Linked DNA regions of Homo sapiens: region 1 is linked to region 2. A link is an interaction called in ENCODE POLR2A ChIA-PET data of the cell type or tissue named here. Cell type or tissue: MCF 10A. All regions are shown on one strand.

Region 1 (4,000 bases), 56 kb before region 2:
CTCCGCCTCCCTGGTTCACGCCATTCTCCTGCCTCAGCCTCCCGAGTAGCTGGGACTACAGGCACCCACCACCACGCCTGGCTAATTTTTTTGTATTTGTAGTAGAGATGGGGTTTCACCGTGTTAGCCAGGATGGTCTCGATCTCCTGACCTTGTGATCCACCCGCCTCAGCCTCCCAAAGTGCTGGGATTACAGGCGTGAGCCACCGTGCCCAGCCAATTTTTGTATCGTTTTTTTTTTTTTTTTTAGTAGAGTCGAGGTTTCACTCTGTTGGCCAGGCTGGTCTTGAACTCCTGACCTCAAGTGATCCGCCCCTGCCCTTGGCCTCCCAAAGTGCTGGGATTATAGGCTAGGTATGAGCTACCACGCCTAGCCTATTATTATTTTTGAGACAAGGTCTCGCTCTGTCACCCAGGATGGAGAGTGCAGTAGTGCAACCATGGCTTACTGCAGCCTTGGCATCCTGGGCTCAAGGAATCCTCCTGTCTCAGCCTCCCAGGAGGCATGCACCACCACACCTGGCTAATTTTATTTTTTGTAGAAATAGGGTCTCACTATGTTGTTCAGGCTGGTCTTGAACTCATGAGCGTAAACAATGCTCCTGCCTCAGCTTCCCAAAGGGATTACAGGTGTGAGCCACCATGCCCGGCCAACTGGTCATGTTTTAAATGTTCAATAGACTCAGATGACTAGTGACCACTGAACTGAGCAGCATGGACATGGAACAGTTCCATCATTGCAGAAAATTCTTTGGGACAATGCTACTCTAGAGTCTTAGAGGTATTTAGCCTCCTCTTCTATCTCAGGGATGTTCAGCTCCCTCTGCTTTATAAAAAGTTCACTTTCCAGCCCCCAGACACTGAATCAACCAGGTCCTGGTGGAAAACAACCATAACTTGGCTGTAGAAGGGGTTTCTTGACTTCCTGGGACTGAGCTGCTCAACTCTCAATTTTTTTTTTTTTTTTTTTTTTTGAGATGGAGTTTCCCTCTTCTTGCCCAGGCTGGAGTGCAATGGTGCGATCTCAGCTCACTGCAACCTCTGCCTCCCGGGTTCTCCTGCCTCAGCCTCCCAAGTAGCTGGGACTACAGGCATGAGCCACCACACCCAGCTAATTTTGTATTTTTAGTGGAGATGGGGTATCACCATGTTGGTCAGGTTGGTCTCAAACTCCTGACCTCAGGTTATCTGCCTCCCAAAGTTCCCAAAGTGCTGGGATTACAGGCATGAGCCAGGGCACCTGGCTCAACTCTCATTTTAACTGGACTTATTTCTTTCAACCTCCAAGCAAGCCCACAAACTTATTTGTTCTGTTTTTGTCTGCTCAGAGGAAAATGTGGTCATGTTGGAGGAGAAGGCAACTTCACTGGCTCTGAAAAGCCAATGAAAATAGTACTTTGCAAAAAGTTGTGAATAACTCTGCATGTCAAAATTACTCAAGGCAAAAAAACAAAAACAAAAATGAAACAAAACAAAAAATCCCCCAAGGAGCTGGGGGTAGGGAAAACTCTGGTAAAACTTTTGCTTGCTGCCCTTCCAACAGGTAAAGGGCTCCATTAGCCAAACTCCCTAAATCTTTCCCTCCCTTCTCTTAATCCTGCTTTCTCCACTAGGCCACCTCCCACTCTTCTCCACCCAGGCAATCTGTCCTTCTTTCTCTTACTTTTTAGTGACAAGCAAGCAGTTGCCAGATGCCTCAATGCCTAGGGTAGACATTCCGTGGCAACGTCCCCTGGTCAGCAGGAAGCAGAGGATGACGAAGCTGGGAAGACCATATTACTCTTTTAAGTCACTGCCCTCATTTGACAGATGCAACAGGAAATAGCCCTGGATAGAAGGTAAAGTTGAAGGCACACTATCTCTAAGACACGCAAGTGCAAAGCCAGGGGCTTCCAAATGAACTGCATTCCTGGAAATGTTTCTGAACTTCTCTGACTTGGCTGACGCTTTATGCCCTTTCCAAGATAACATTCCTTTTATGGGAAATGCAGTGACTGGCCCAGGGGTTTCATTCCACATTGAGGGAAATTGGGCAAGTGCTGGATGTGGTTAGGAGGAGAAAACTCAATTCTTCTCTGTGAAACCTTCACCTGAGGGAAGCCACCCCTCATCCTCCCTTCTGAGTAACCTTCTCTGGCCATTCCTTCTCCTGCCATGGCTCTCAATTGATCACTTTCTAGGAGGACAGAAAAAGTGAAGACAGTTTTGGTTTGGGCACTAAGCATAGCATACTTCCTTTGCAAAAAGTAGTAAATGACTCCAGGAAAAAGAATCCCCCAAGGAGCTGGGGGTAGGGAAAACGCTGGTAAATGTGCAGACAGGGCATCCTCTGCACAAGCATCCTGATCCAGCTGCACTCTCCTCTAGGGAGGGCGTCCGCCTCTTCGCTCAACATAAAACCAGGTCGCTGGCTTAGAGGATACAACCCCTTCAGACAATCCTGGTTCATGCTGGCCACCATGGAGGCGGAGGCAGAGGATGGGTCACTAAAGCCTAGGAGACTTCTACAAACCCTCTGTCCATCCCCAGCAGACCACATCTGACTCTCTCTATTAGGTAAGCCAGAGAATCAAAGGAAGAAATGCCTAACTCCTTTACTTCATCCAGACACCCGAGGACTGACCAGAGTTCTCTGGCAAGATCTTAGCATGGAAGTCACAGGAGCTTCTCTGAGCTCTCACCCCGGTCTCGCCTGACCTCCCCAAGCCCCAGTCCCATGCCTCCCACCCGCCCTCCTCCTCAGTTGCTCTGCTGCTCCTTTTCACTACTAGGAACCCAGGAGAAAGGTCTTGTTTAAGCAGCTGGGGGAGCCAACTCAGAAGCAGTAACATGTCCTAAAATGGTCAAAGAAAACTCCACAGGTTTGGCTGGAGCTCAGCTCCGAAAGGGGGTAGAATCTGGCAGGGAGGACGAGTTTAACTTCCTTGTCACCCGGCCCCAAACCTCAGGCCTAAGATTAACCCCCTTTGTGCTGATTACTTACCATTCCACAGGACCTCCAGGGAACGGGGGGACTGCGGAATCGCCTTGTTTTCTTTTAACACGGGACTGACGTAGGATGCTAAGTAAGGGACAGATGTCCAGATCTATGAAAGGAAAGGAGGGGATGGCAAATCAACAAACAAGAATGATCACACCCACATTCTCACAAACACACACGCCCTTGTCAATACGATCTTGAAGGTTTAGCTGTCTTTATTTTTCCACTCCTCATCATCTTCCTTCAGCCCTCAGCTCCTGCTTGCTCGCTGGAATGCTCCGTACAGCCCCCAGCTAAGGAACCAGAGGAAACAGCTGTGTCCAGGGTGGAGGAGGGGAACCAGAGCATCCTGAGTCCCACACATACTCAGGTCCCATTTACTCTATTAGTAGTTTGGAAACTTCAGTGATAGCATTGAGCCTGCTTTCTCATTTGTAAAATGGATATCAGCTGGGATGAAGGTTGAAGTTGTTAAATCAATGAACTGAATGAACATTTACTAGGCACCTATGATATCCCAGGCAGTTTGGGGCATTCAGCTCCGACCCTTGGTCACTCCACACAGGGCACCCTGCCCTGCCAACACCTGTTCACCTTGGCTGCATTCACGAGCCTCCAGGCGTTGAGGAGGCCGAAACCGTGCTGGTGGCTATGGCTGAAGCCTGCCTCGTTGGTGACCCACTCTGCACGGCGATCCTCATACTGAAAGGACAGAGGTCCTGGTTAGTCTCTTGCATTGCCAGTGTAGTCTCAACAATCTGACTCTGGTTTCCCTGCTTGCCCTGCTGGCTGATCCAGTCCACGCTCTCCCACTATGGCTACTGGGAATGGATTCCCCAAGGCAAGCTGGGACAAAAGGTCAAAGCCCATGATGTCACCACCCCACTGGCTTGCTTCTAGAGAAGGGGCCAGGAGGCACAGCCAGAGCTCCCCTTTGCAGATAAAATGAGTTTAGGCCTGTGGTCTTTGTGGGGTCCCCACACCTGTTCTTTACATATGCAACTCTGAAAGGGACTCTGA
Region 2 (4,000 bases):
ATTTAGCAACAATGCCAGCTCTGTTTGCATTTGCCGTCCCTGTGCTGCAGACTGGAAACTGCCTCCAGGCAGTGAGCTGGAGCAATTGTAGGGCTGCTTTCATGTGTATTCCTTTCTCAATGATCATAGTCCTGTGCTGCCTATTGTCCAGTGTTTGAAAACATTGTTTCATATGTTTTGTCCAGTTGTTTAGTTCTTTAGGGCCACAGGATAAATCTGTCCCTGGTACTCCATTTCAGGCAGAAGCAGAGTCCTAAATTATCTTCTGGACAGGTTAAATTTGAAGTATTTGCAGGATATCCATGCTAGTATGTGTAGTAAACATTAGTGGAAAAGGAGCTAGAAATGAAGCTAATGGCCTGGATAGTGTACTAGGAGTTGATCAGTTCTCATTAATTCCTTGTGAAGGGTTGGAATGGTGATTAGAAAGGAGGTCGTGGTCACAAAATGACAGAACAAAGTTTGAGGTGTTTTTTTGTTGTTGTTGTATTTTGTTTTGAGACAGGGTCTCGCTGCATCATACAGGCTGTAGTGTGATGATAGCTCACTGTAGCCTCTACCTCCTGGGCTTAAGCAGTCCTCCCACCTCAGCCTCCCAAGTAGCTAGGACTGCAGGAGCACACCACCGTGCCCAGTTAATCTTTTTATTTTTCTTAGAGGCGAGGGTCTTGCCATGTTGCCCAGGCTAGTCTTGAACTCCTGGGCTCAAGTGATCCTCCTACTTTGGCCTTCCAAAGTGCTGGTAGCCAGGCATGGTGGTATATGCCTGTAGCTACTTGGGAGGCTGAGGCAGGAGAATCACTAGAGCCCATGAGTTTGAGGTTCCAGTGAGCTTACGATTGTGCCACTGTACTCCAGCCTGGGTAACACAGTGAAACCCTGTCTCTAAAAACAACCACCAACCACCACCTTGAGCCACCTTGCCTGGACCAAAGTTTGAGGTTTTCAGTGTAGACTTTCCGTGTGTTAATATGGTTTAAGGGGTGGCTTTGCTGCCAGAAAACCAAACACCGCATGTTCTTACTCATAAGTGGGAGTTGAACAGTGAGAACACATGGCCACAGAAAGGGGAACAACACACACCAGGGTCAGTTGGGGGGGTAGGGAGGAAGAGGAGGGAGAGCATTAGGACAAATAGCTAATGTATGCGGGGCTTAAAACCTAGATGACGGGTTGATAGGTGGAGCAAACCACCATGGCACATGTATACCTATGTAACAAACCTACATATTCTGCACTAGTATTCCGGAACTTAAAGTAAAATTAAAATTTTTTTTTTTTTTTTAAAAAGAAAGAAATGGCTTTCCTGGTAGGCAATTGTCAAGGAATGAAGTTTAGGAGGAGGAAGAACTCCAAGGTCTTAGTCTCATATGGATCATGAATATGGATATTGAGTTCACAAAGGTTGTTGTAAAGGGTAGAAAATAAGGAATATGACTAGATGCTAAAAATTATCCATGTGGGTAGAGATGAGATGGGAGTATAGTAGATTAGAGGTGCTGAAACATTTTAGTCTAAGGACCCTTTTAAACTCTTAGTAATTAACAAGGACCCCAAAGAGGTTTTGTTTATATGGATTTTATCTATCAGTATATACTGAACCAGAAATTAAAACTGAGAAAAAATTTAATATTTATGCATTAATTTATTTTAAAATAATAAACCTATGTGTTAAATAGCATATTTTCTATGAAAAATATTTTTCAGATAAAGATCAGTTTAGTTAGAATAATAATATTGTTTACATTTTGTAAATCTCTTTCATGGAAGAAGCTTACTTATCTGCTATATTTAATTGATTGCAATATATTGTTTTGGTTGAAATATATAAAGAAAATCTGATGATATGCAGATAAGTAGTTGGAAAGCAAAGAGTATTTTAATAGCTTTTAAAGATAATTGTGGATATTCATCTTTGATACTATGCCAAAACTTGGTGTGTTGGTGTCTTAAAGTTAAGTTGCATTGTGGGATCTGAAACCACATCAATAAACATTTTGCTTTTATTTTCAAATTTGTTTTATTATTATTATTATTATTTTAGTTTTATTCCTGGCAAGCTGTGAAGTTTTTTATACTAGTACATTAAAATCTATTTGTTTACCTTGAATTTTGAATGGATATTTTGTATGTTGTATGGGGAAGAGAAACCTTTTCTCTACCTTCTTATGTTCAGAGATTAGGGCCCGAAAATTAAACTGACAAAATGTTATACAACCAACAAGTTTATATGACCACTGTGCAGTAGTAGATCAGTTACATTGAAACAGCAGGGTTTGCAGCAGAGAAAGAGTTTAATGATTGCAGAGCATTGAGTGAGGACATGGGAGGAGACCCTCAAATCCATTTCCCCTGAGGAGTTATGGGCTGGTATTTTAAGTTTTAAGGGGATTGTGGAAGGTAAGGGGCGGGAAAATTGAGGTCGTTGATTGGTTGGGATACGGGGGATGAAATCATCAAGATGTGGAAACTGCATTCTTTGGTGAGTCAGCTCCTCTGGGATCCTTCAGACCAACTGGCGTCAGTGGGGTCCTTCAGACAGGCTGATGTCAATAATTTCACTGCTATGCAGGATCTGAAAGAATATCTTAAAGGGAAAACTTAATGTTTTATAATGTTCATGTTGTCTATAGAACACTTAAGGGGAACTTTAATCTCGTAGCAGGGTCTATGTGATTCTGAGGCAGCAGGCGCAAAACACTGGTGAAGTAGCTAGTCAGAGAGCAAGCTGACCTCATGATAAACACTGCATGTGCTGCAAGCCTCGTTTATTTTCGTTTCTCCCCCCTCTTCTTCCCCGATGAATTTCATACAGTTTATAGGGACAGTTTCAAAATAACAGATTAACAGGAGGGAAAAACAGTTTATTTACATGTGCAATGTGCATACACATGGAAGAACTCAGTGGTGGGTAACTCAAAGGAGTAGTTAGTTAGAATTTGGGGCCAATATGCTATCTTACTAGATGAAGGGGAGAGAGGAGAAAGCCCCTAGTACTGGGAAAACAAATGACTTCTTTTTTTTTTTTTTTTTTTTTTTGAGATGGAGACTTGCTCTTGTTGCCCAGGCTGGAGTGCAATGGCACAATCTTGGCTCACTGTAACCTCCGCCTCCTGGGTTCAAGAAGTTCTCCTGCCTCAGCCTCCTGAGTAGCTGGGATTACAGGTGCCCACTACCACACTCGGCTAATTTTTTTTTTGTATTTTTAGTAGAGACGAGGTTTCACCCTGTTGGGCCAGGCTAGTCTCGAACTCCTGACCTTAGGTTATCTGCCCACCTTGGCCTCCCAAAGTTCTGGGATTACAGGCGTGAGCGACCGTGCCCAGCCATGGCTCTTTTTTTTTTTTTTTTGAGACAGAGTTTTACTCTTGTTGCCCAGGCCAGAGTGCAATGGCACAATCTCAGCTCACTGCAACCTCCGCTTCCCGGGTTCAAGCAGTTCTTCTGCCTTAGCCTCCCAAGTAGAACACAGATGGGCGCCATGATGTCTGGCTAATTTTTGTAAATTTTTTTTTTTTGTAGAGACGGGGTTTTGCCATGTTGGCCAGGCTGGTCTTGAACTCCTGACCTCAAGTGATCCACCCACCTCAGCCTCCAGAAACAACTGAGATTACAGGTGTGAGCCACTGCACCTGGCCTAGTGGCACATTTTTCAAGATAGGCCATATGATAGGCTACAAAACAAGTCTTAATATTTTTTAAAATAGAAATAATATTAAGTGTTTTCTCAGACCCTAGCAGTATAAAACTAGAAATCAGTTTGAAGAGGAACTCTCAAACCTATAGAAATTAGAAATTAAACAACCTGTCCTGAATGATCTTTGAGTTAACAATGAAATCAAGATAGAAATTAAAATTTTTTAAAAATGATTGATAACGGTGACAGAAGTTATCAAAATCTCAGATACAGCAAAAGCAATACTAAGAGGGAAGTTTATAGTGCCAAATGCCTTCATCAAAAAGACAGGTCACAAATTGACAGTCTAATAATATCACACCT

What was found. Peaks named below come from ENCODE experiments on the same cell type or tissue, not always from the same donor. Only the 100,000 strongest peaks of a DNase experiment are listed, where the experiment ranks them.
Region 1: POLR2A ChIA-PET joins it to region 2 with 5 read pairs; 6 of 35 experiments call an interaction of 5 or more read pairs at or near these places.

The regions. Positions count from the first base shown.
Region 1 is chr11:117,215,483-117,219,482 of GRCh38, forward strand. It overlaps PCSK7 (proprotein convertase subtilisin/kexin type 7), which reads right to left. Exons shown (of 17, transcript NM_004716.4): 11 at 3,575-3,682; 12 at 2,984-3,086. Among named protein-coding and RNA genes, the nearest start is that of PCSK7, 15 kb to the right of the region's middle. RefSeq lists enhancers at 2,026-3,225, 3,680-4,000. In MCF 10A, no CTCF peak of the experiment used is centred here; no DNase peak of the experiment used is centred here.
Region 2 is chr11:117,271,341-117,275,340 of GRCh38, forward strand. All of the region lies in intron 6 of RNF214 (ring finger protein 214), which reads left to right. Among named protein-coding and RNA genes, the nearest start is that of RNF214, 41 kb to the left of the region's middle. In MCF 10A, no CTCF peak of the experiment used is centred here; a DNase peak (open chromatin) is centred at 2,471.